Linked DNA regions of Homo sapiens: region 2 is linked to region 1. The links are chromatin loops, found by intact Hi-C in ENCODE. Cell type or tissue: mammary epithelial cell. All regions are shown on one strand.

The links. Hi-C counts contacts between places; a loop is a spot of excess contacts. Peaks named below come from ENCODE experiments on the same cell type or tissue, not always from the same donor. Only the 100,000 strongest peaks of a DNase experiment are listed, where the experiment ranks them.
Region 2: a loop joins it to region 1, with 1.8 times the contacts of the local background. A loop is called at or near these places in 1 of 110 quality-filtered maps.

The regions. Positions count from the first base shown.
Region 1 is chr3:72,122,138-72,127,137 of GRCh38, reverse strand. No RefSeq gene overlaps it. Among named protein-coding and RNA genes, the nearest start is that of LINC00877, 24 kb to the right of the region's middle. In mammary epithelial cell, no CTCF peak of the experiment used is centred here; a DNase peak (open chromatin) is centred at 2,967; H3K27ac peaks cover 348 bases.
Region 2 is chr3:71,969,223-71,974,222 of GRCh38, reverse strand. No RefSeq gene overlaps it. Among named protein-coding and RNA genes, the nearest start is that of LINC00877, 130 kb to the left of the region's middle. RefSeq lists a silencer at 1-140. In mammary epithelial cell, a CTCF peak has its summit at 1,989; DNase peaks (open chromatin) are centred at 372 and 2,042; H3K27me3 peaks cover 533 bases.

The DNA.
Region 1 (5,000 bases):
AGATACTAATCTGTTTGTATCATTATTTGGTGCTGGGGGGAAAAACAGTTTCTAAAAATATTTCAGTGATCTGCCGAGTTTTGCGGAAATGGAGGTTTGATGATCCATCACAGTGGCATGGCATAGTGCTTAAGATCAGAGTTTGCACTCAAACAGCTGGAGTAGGGATTCAGTAGGGATTCAGTTCCTCGTTTGTTATTTTCTAACTCTGTGATTGTAATTTCTTTAAGCTTTAGATTCATCTTCCATAAGTTGGACTAGTAACACTCATTTCACGGAATTCTCACGAGGAGTAAATGACACTGCGCTTGCAGGACTTACAGCAAATGTTTAATAAAGTTCATTGTTACTGACATTAGTGGGGTTGCAGCAGGAAGCAAATGACAGACTTAAATTGGGGAACTTGGGGAGATTTTAATAAAGAGACTATTTACTAAGTGTGAGAAGGGTATAGGGACACCAAGAGGGACAACTCCACCCAAATACTGGAAGACTGGGCATTTCCTACGACTTTAGCAAACTATTTTGAAATACCCACCAAGCTTCCCCAATTTTTAAAGTTTAGACTGAAGTGTTTGCTGATAACTGGAAATTCTGACTCTTGGTTCTCAGCATTTTGGAAATGGCAGGCCCTATATACTCAACTCTGAGCTGACATAGATATGATTCCCCTCAGGGTGTTCTACAGCTGAGATAACCCCTACTGGGCTGATACCAAAGGCAGACTCCCTACCAAGAGCGCCTACTGCAGTTTGCGCACATCTTTCTTGAAGGGGAATCTGGAAGGAACATCACCATCCTCTCCTCAATGACTTTATAAGGGAAGATAAGATTGTATACCCACTGTATTGATGGGGAAACTGAGATTTAAGGAGCTGAATGATCTTGCTCAAGATCATGCCACTACAAATCCACAAGCCAGTATCTGACCCAAAGCTTTCAGCTCACAAGTTTTCATATTCATAAATCTTAGGTTTTAGAAAGGAAATTTAGTGCATGTACCATATATGTCACTATACCTCTGTGTTAGTTTCTATTATTACTGTTAAAATTACCACAAACTTAATGACTTAATACAGATTTATTGTCTTACAGTTCTGAAGGTCAGAAGGTCTAAACTCAAGGAGAGCAGGGCTGTGTTCCTCCTGAAGGCCCTAGGGGAGGATCTGTTTCCTCGCCTTCTCCAGGTTCTAGAGGCTGCGTGTTTTCCCTGGCTCACACCTCTCCCTCCATCTTCAAAGCCAGGAGCGCAGCATCTTCAAACTTCCATTTCTCTAACCTCTGCCACTGTCATAGCGTCTCCTGTGCATCTGAACTTTGTGTGTTTCTGACTCTGCATCCCCTCCTAGAAGGACCTATGTGATTACACTGGGGAAGGTGTGATCACCCAGAGAAAGTAGGATCACCTCTGCATCTTCAAGGTCCTCCATTTAATCACATCTGCAAAGTTCCCATTGCCATGTAAGGTAACACATCCACAGGTTTTAGGGATTAGGACCCAAACATCTTTGGGGACCATTAGTCTGTCTACCATAACCCCAGAGGTATCTGGGACAGCACCCAATAATCAGAATCATTAATATTTCTATAGCAAAATGTCTGAATTGTTTGTGCTAAATAGTATACTTCAGAAGTCAGCAAACTACACCCTGTGGGCCAAATCCCACCTGTTTATGTAGATCAGGTTTTATGGGAACACAGCCATGCCCACTTCTTATGGCTGCTTCCCTGCTGCAAGGGTAGAGCTGAGTGCCAAAAATACTATCTGGCCCTTTACGGGAAAAAAAAATTGTCAACCTCTGGTATAAATGATCTTTCTAAATAATTCAGGTCAGTTTTGCCACCAAATGACTGTAAACCTACAGAAAATCTTTTGGTTTTCAAAGTTGTTGAATTTTGGAAGCACAAACAGTGGAACATGGGCCCCTAGTTAGTGACAGAGCAGAAGACTCAACCCCACATTACTGCAGAGCCCATGCTCTTCATCCAAACAAGCTACAGCCCCATGTCCTTAGTATTTAAGAGTGAAATGGACCCATTTTAGGATCACAGATACCCAAAAGCTTAGGGCCATATGTGGCCCTGGGCATCATTCGGTTCCCATGGATGAATAAGATAACAGTCTGCAGGCCAAGTCAGAACAGAGGCACATTCATCATGCAGCACTTTAGCAATAATGCACCTGAAAGATTTTAGCCAGGAGTGGACACTCTTTTTTACATTTTTACTTTTTCCTGGAGACAGGGTCTTGCTCTGTCACCCTGGCTGGAATGCAGTGGCACAATCATAGCTCACTGCAGCCTCAAACTCCTGGGCTCAAGCGATCCCCCAGACTTCAGCCTCCCAAGTAGCTGGGACTCGAGGCACATGAGACCACATCCTGCTAATATATATATATTTTTTTTACTTTTTTAAAGACAAGGTCTTGCTATGTTGTCCAGGCTGGTCTTGAACTGCTGGCCTCAAGCAAGCCTCCCACCTCAGTCTCCCAAGTAACTGGGACTACAGGTGCGACCTACCATACCCAGCAGTGGATACTCTTTTGGTTAGCCGCAATCACCCACATTCCCTGCCTCTTTATTGTCTCACCCAATCTCCTTCATGATAGATGTTTCCAGCCTGGTCCCTGAAGGCTTTTGAGATTTGAATGTTGAGACCTAATCTTCCTCTTCTATGCTATAGAGGGAGACAAAAAAAGTTCAACAGCAAAGCCTCTCATATAAGGTCACAGAAAATAAGTGGCCAAGTTGGGACCAGAACACAGGTCTCCTGTCCCCTCCACCAATCTCTTCTACTTCACTCTTAGGTACTTATTTTGGCTCGGGGCCACTGATGATTCATACCACCAGCTTTCACTGGCTGCTTCTGCCTGCCACGTCAGTCCCCTTCTCTGCTTGACTTTGTTTTCCCTGCAGGTCACCAGTAAATCACTTGCCTAAACAATCATCACCTTCAAATGTTCAGTGCTGGTCCCAGATGTCGTAATCTCTCTTGGCTTCGTTTGATGCTCTGGAAAGAAGTTTCCTTGGAGATCTTCCAAATCCAGGACTGGAAACTTGTTATCACATGAATTTAAGGCCACGTCAGATCTCGGCTTTCAAAATCATCACAGCTTACCTCTCCTCTAACACAACTGAACTGTGGCCTGCAGGCGAAGGTGCCCAAGTCTTGGCTGATCCCTTCTAGATGGAGTTCTGGGGTCTTGTTTTTGGAAGGAACAACTCTTGGCCTGGAGATGATGATCTACTGACATCATTCTCCCCGTGGTCATTCCTGCAGGAATTCCAGAAGAAAAGCAAAGCATCTACCTTAATTAGAATAGGTACAAAATATCTTCCAGCTGTTGGCCTTTCGTGAGGGTGATAAAGTTTCTTTTACTGAGTACTTTTCCTCTGGTTTAGGCTCAGTTAAACGTCATCCATAAGGTATCCACCATAGGGATGCAAATCACTTTTGAATTAGAATCCCTCACCATAGGTTCAGGGATAAGGGCCAAGAGTACTCAACTATGTTCCATGGCGTTTTCTTTTTGAGAGACATTGCGAAGAGTTAGATGTTTCTAGAAGTGAATGTCTGTTTTCTCTGCATTGGAATGTGGCTATTATCTTCATCACTGCTTAGTCCCTTCAACTAGTATATGGTCATTGATGTAGACTGAGAGTTGTACCTGGAAGAGGTCTTGTACAAGGAAGAAAAAGTTGATTCTCCCATAATTTCCATCAACGAACCTCCTCTAGCCATTCCAATGAACATACAACCTCAGTGGAAATAATGAACGTCTCTGCAGGAGCACTTCACTTCCACGCTATGACCACACCATCCCCTTTCTTCTGCCGTATTGTCCCCAAACACCTCTGGTTAGAAGTTTTGGAGGACCTTGACTGGAATTCAGACAATCTTATTGGAACTTTGAGAATTGTGTACTTGGATAATTAGCGTACAATCTCCACCATTCAACCTGATGTTTTGTTTTGTTGTTTTCCCTTGGATACATATATAGATATCTTTTCACAGGCTAAAGTTTTTTTTTTAAACAGGGTCTCACTTTGTCACCCAGGCTGGAGTGCAGTGGTGCAACCACAGCTCACTGCAGCCTCAACCTCCTGCGCTCGAGTAGTTCTCTCTCCTCAGCCTCCTGAGTAGCTGGGACTACAGGTTCACCACCGCACCCAGCTAATTTTATTTATTTATTTATTTTTGTAGAGAAGGGCTTTTGCCATGTTGCCCAGGCTGGTCTCAAACTCCTAAGCTCAAGCAATCCACCCACCTCCACCTCCCAAAATGCTGGGGTTACAGGCATGAGCCACCGCTCCCAGCCTGTGATAGGTTAAAGTTGAAACAGCCGAATCATGTCCTCTTGACCCTCAACTGATTGATCCAGGATAGCCACATTGATGAGCATTCCATTATATCAGGCTGCCATCTGGGTTAGCCCAGTTTCTGTGAGGACTTTGTAAATGATATGTAATTTGTTCATTCATTTAGTAAATGTGTTTGTATACCTACTATGTATGCTAGGTTCTGTGAGGAATATTCTATCATCTCTACTGCAACTAGTAGATGAAGCTGACATTGGATGGCTAGCTACCTACCAGGCACTGTTTTAAGCACCTTATATGTATTAGCTCATTTAATCATCACAAGAATACTATCAAGTAGGCACTACAATGTTGTTATCCTCATTTTACAGAAGAGAAAGCCGGATCAAGGAAAGGATAAGTACCTTGCCGAGGCCCACACGCTAGTGAGCATCAGCACTAAATAGGACCCTAAATAGTTTGGGCCCAATATCTGTGCTTTTAATCATCACACCAAACCAAGATTAGTAAGGAATGCTTTCTGCCCTCAAAGTTGTTACAGCAGGGCTGCAAACTCCACTGCTGACAGGGATCCGGCAGGAGTGAAACAGGCCATGCGGGAATTGTGGAGAAACGAAGAGCTGGCTTCCCTTCTGGGAGCTGGGCGTGGGGCACCCGCTTCGCAGACCTAGCCCACTGTAA
Region 2 (5,000 bases), 150 kb after region 1:
AGTCCCAGCTTGGGGTTTCCCACTAGATTGTAGTCAAGATGTTGCCTGGCTGGAGCTGCAGTCATCCAAAGGCTCGACTGGGGCTAGTGGATCTGTTTCCAAGGTGATTCATTATATCAAACAGGGTTCTCTCAGACAAGCAGAACCAGTAGCAACGATATAGATCACAGAGTTGGGGGGATGGTTATAAGTCTCTTTCCAGGTATAAAGCTCTCCCTACATCTGATGCTAGACCTTGAAATCCACAGAGCAAGCAATCAGGAAGGAAAGGCCACAAGCAAATGGAAACCCCACCAGCACAAGCTAGAGCTCCACAAGGATAGACTGAAACTCATGTTCTTTGTGGTGAGGGCATCCTACAGAGGTTGGGCATTTGTTCCAGATCTGAACACACACACCTGGCCCAGCTCCTGCATCACATCAACAAGGTGAGTCAGCAGGTGAGTAACAATGTATTTGCAATACAAAATTGCTGTTGCCCCCAGTACCACTACCCCCTACTCCAAGTCACTGAGACTCTCCCTCATGGCCAACCCTAACTGGAAACATACAAATAAGGGGATTCTGTAGTTCAGCCTAGTTAAGCTGACACACTGCAAACCCATCACATCATGACACTCACTCCAGTGGCTCTTAAAGGCCTCAGTTCCTCCTCGGCTGTTGGCAAGAGGCCCAGTCCCTCACCACGTTGGCCCTCATTAGGGCTGCTTGACTGTCCTCATGACACGACAGTGACAGCTGGCTGCTCCCGGAGTGAATGGCCCAGAAAGAGAATGAGGAGAAGACGGCAATGCCTTTCATAGCCTAGTCTTGGAAGTCGCCTATTGTCACTTCTCCAGTATTCTATTCATTACAAGTGGGTCATTGAGTTCAGAACACATGCAAGGGGAGGACAATTAGGCTCCACCTTTTGAAGAGAGCAGGGTCAAAGATTTACGGGTGTATTTTAAAACCAGGAGACAGTATTTAAGCTATGGGGAAGGCAGCAATTTGAAGAGCCAGAGAAGAGTGTTTTGGGGCAGAGGTGACATCAGGAGACCCTGAAGAGTTTGATGTGTGTCTTTTGCTGTGTGTTTGTTTGCTGTCCTCTTAAGGTCAGCGTGGCTAGAGCCTCATGGGCCAGCCCCTGGGGAAAGCTGCCTAACGTGAGGCTGGGCCTCCTCAATTGTGAGGAGCAATTTGTGTTTTATTCCAAGTGCAACAAGACACCATCATGAGGTCACAAGAAGAGGGACACAGTCTGGTTTGCGTTTTTGAGGTATTGCTGTGGCTGCTTTATGGGGAGTGGATTGGAGGAGGATAGAGTAGATGCAGGGAGCCCAGAAGGGGCATCAAAACACCATGCCTCTTCTTGTTCAAGCTCTATTGTTTATTTGGTCAATTCTTGTAAGCTTTCTGAACCCCTTTCGTCAACTGTCAAATGAGGTGACTACTCCTTGCACACCTCCCTGAACCACTGCAGGACTCACAAAGAGAATGTATGTGGAGACACACTGCAAAATGCAAAATGTTCTGCAATGCAGCCGGAGAACTTTTGCCTGACTTGCTCTGGGTTAATACCACTTCCAGAGTTAGGTAGTTTAACTCCAAAAGAGCGCAATCATCAGGAGAAGCCTATTTTTAGCTTCAGTGTATCTATTAGTACAATTGCTACTCAACACTTCAACAGAGTTGATACCCACCTAAGTATTTAAATGACCAAGAACCATCACATCGCTGGGGGCAATGCTGTGAGATCACTGTAACATCCCAGCAATCATTCATGACAACTCATACCACCTGGCCATGTGGCATTGCCTGGCTTAAGTTAGTGTCCTGGAGGCAGAGCCTAAGATGGGGACTTTTGAGCAGGTGGTCTATGGAGGTGGCGCTTCAGGGTAACCTGCAGCAGAGTGAGGGAAGCAGGATCAGGCAGGAGAGCGAGCAGGCAGATGGTGGTTTCAGGAGGGAACTGGCCTGAGTATGATCCTCTGGGGAGCTCTGGAGCATGAAGCATGAATTGCAGAGGTTATCCTGCCCGGAGGCAAGAAGGCTTGGCTGGTATACAACATCCTCTTGGCATGATTGGAATAATCTCTTGTAGTTTAACACATCACCGCAAGAACTAATGACTTAAAACAACAGTCATCTTCTTGTACACAGATGTTCATAGCAGTATTATTCACAACAGCCGGAAGGTGAAAGCAATGCAGGTGTCCATTGCCAGGTGAAAGGATAATCAAAATGTGGTATATACATACTATGGAATATTATTTAGCCTTAAAAAGGAAGAAAATTCTGACATGCTACAACATGGATGAACTTGGAAGGCATTATGCTAAGTCAAGTAAGCCAGTCACAAGAAGGCAAATATGGTATGAGTCTACTTATATGAGCTGCGTAGAGTGGTCAAATTCATGGAGATGAAAAGTAGAATGATGCTTGACTGGAGGGAGGTGGGAATGGGGAGTTGTTTAATGGCTATGAAATCTCAGTTTTACAAGATGAAAAAGCTGATTGGTTATACAACAATGTGAATATATTAACACTATCTACTTGACTGTACACTTTAAAATGGTTACAATGATAAATTCCCCATTATGTGGGATTTTTTTATTTTGTTTTTGTTTTGGAGACAGGGTCTTGTTCTATCACCCAGGCTGGAGTGTAGTGGCAGAATCATGGCTCACTATAGCCTTGAACTCCTGAGCTGAAGTAATTCTCCTGTCTCAGCCTCCCAAGTAGCTGGGACTACAGGCACACACCACCACGCCTGGCTAATGTTTTTTTTTTGTTTTGTTTGTTTTGTTTTGTTTTTTTTTCTTGTAGAGACAGGGATCTCGCTATGTTGCTCAGGCAGGTCTCGAACTCCTGGGCTCAAGAGATCTGCCTACCTTGGCCTCCCAAAGTGCTAGGATTACAGATGTGAACCACTTTGCCCAGCCTTGTTATGTGTATTTTACCACAATTAAAATAAAAAGTAAAATTTTAAACAACAGTAATCATTTATTATCTGTCACTGTCTCTGTGGGTCACAAATTTGAGGGTGGCTCAGCTGGGCTGCGCCAGGCTGTTCTCACTCAGGGTCTTTCATGAGGGTACAGGCAGATGGCAGTTAGGGCTTAGCTGTCTTGAAAGTTTCTTCACACATGTGTCTTGTAGCTGGGCTGAGAAGACTCAAACAGCTGGGGCTCCTTAGGGGTCTCTATCTCTACCTCAGTGTGGTGGCTTCCCGGTCATTGAGCTTCTTACATCACGGCTCAGACTCCAAGGCACATGTCCTGAGGGACAGACAGAGACAGAGAGGCAGGCCGAAGCCGTATTGTTGCTTACAATCTAGTTTGGAAGGTACATTAGTCTCCTAGGACTGCTGTAACAAAGGACCACAAGTTGGGTGGTTTAAAACAACAGAAATTTGGTCTCTCACAGTGCTGGAGGCCAGAAGTCTGAAATCCAGGTGTTGGCAGAGCTGCACTCCCTCTCAAAGCTCCAGTGGAGAATCCTTCCTTGCTTCTTCCAGCTTCTGGTGTTGCCAGCAATCCTTGGCACTCTGTCTTGTAGAAGCATCCCTGCAATCTCTGCCTCCATCTTCATGTGACATTCCCGTGTGTGTGCATGCCTCTATGTGTAAAACAATAACTGTTTTAACAATAGTTGTGAAGATGGAGTGAGTTAATGCTTAGATGTGTCATAAATGTCCATTAAACATTAGCAACAGGCCAGACATGAAAGCTCAGACCTGTAACTTTGGGAGACAAAGACAGGTGGATCACTTGAGCCCAGGAGTTCAAGACCAGCCTGGACGACATGATGAAACCCTGTCTCCCTGTCTTTCTCCATATAAAGACAAATTTCCCCCTCCTTCTCCATATAAAAACATGAGTCGCTGGATTAAAGCCCACCTTAATCCAGTATGACCTCGTTAAAACTTGGTTACATCTGCAAAGACGTTTCCAAGTAAGATCACATCCATAGATATCAGGGGTTGAGACTTGAACATATCTTTTTAGAAGACACATTCAACCTACAACAGAAGGCATGCAGCCACTTCCACCTCATCCTCTTCCTTAGAATCCTGAAGTCTTTAATACTGGCCCACCTTCAAGGAGAGGGAATCTGCCTTTTGGTGAGAAGAATGTCAAAGAATTTGCAGGGAGTGTGTAACCTCCCAGGCATCTCAGGAGCTGTGTCTCCTGCCAGCCATGCCCAGCCTTCAGAGAGGGTGCAGGTGTGGGCTGTTAAACCAGCACTGCTGCAGCTGGGCAAGCTGGCCTGGTACCAGGCATTTGGGAGCAATGCTACAGGACACCTGCTACAGGAACGTAACAACCAGTCCTTTGCAGACCAGTGGATCAACTCATCCCCTTCCATGGCATGCTACAGCCAACTATTCTTCAATTATAAAAATGGCATCACCTCTTAAGTAGAAAAATATTTTTTAAAAATTTTTTTAATAATCACATTTTTTGATACTGTTTAGACAGCTAAATAATAATATTTGCCCAATGAGAATATTTACAACGGGTCAATACTGTTCCAACTATTAACAGATTTAATCCTGACAATTGTAGGAGGTTGGTTCCATTATCATCCCTATTTTACAGATGAGAAGACTGAAGCCCAAAGAGGGTTATGTAAATTACCCAAGTTCAGATGGTTGCTCAGTGGCAGAGCTGAAGTTTGAAACTCAGCATCTGGTTCCACAAATCTATGCTGTTAGTCTCACTACTATACTGCTGTTCTGAAATAGAATCCAGTAAGAAAAAAGCAAACCAAACTTGATCTTCTATTATATAATCATTCAGATTTATAATTGGATTTAAACATAGCCCCAAGAAATTAAGGACCAGCAGGTCTACAGCCGCTTTCCCAAGAGGACTGTTATACTGAGGTATAACCACTTCTTCCAGAAGCAAGAGCCTGGGATAAGCCAAACCCAAGGCTGCCTGGGCAAGGTATCATTGTCCTGGAAGAGCACATCTAATTGAGGCTCCAAATCCAGCATTAGCAAACCCTTCAGG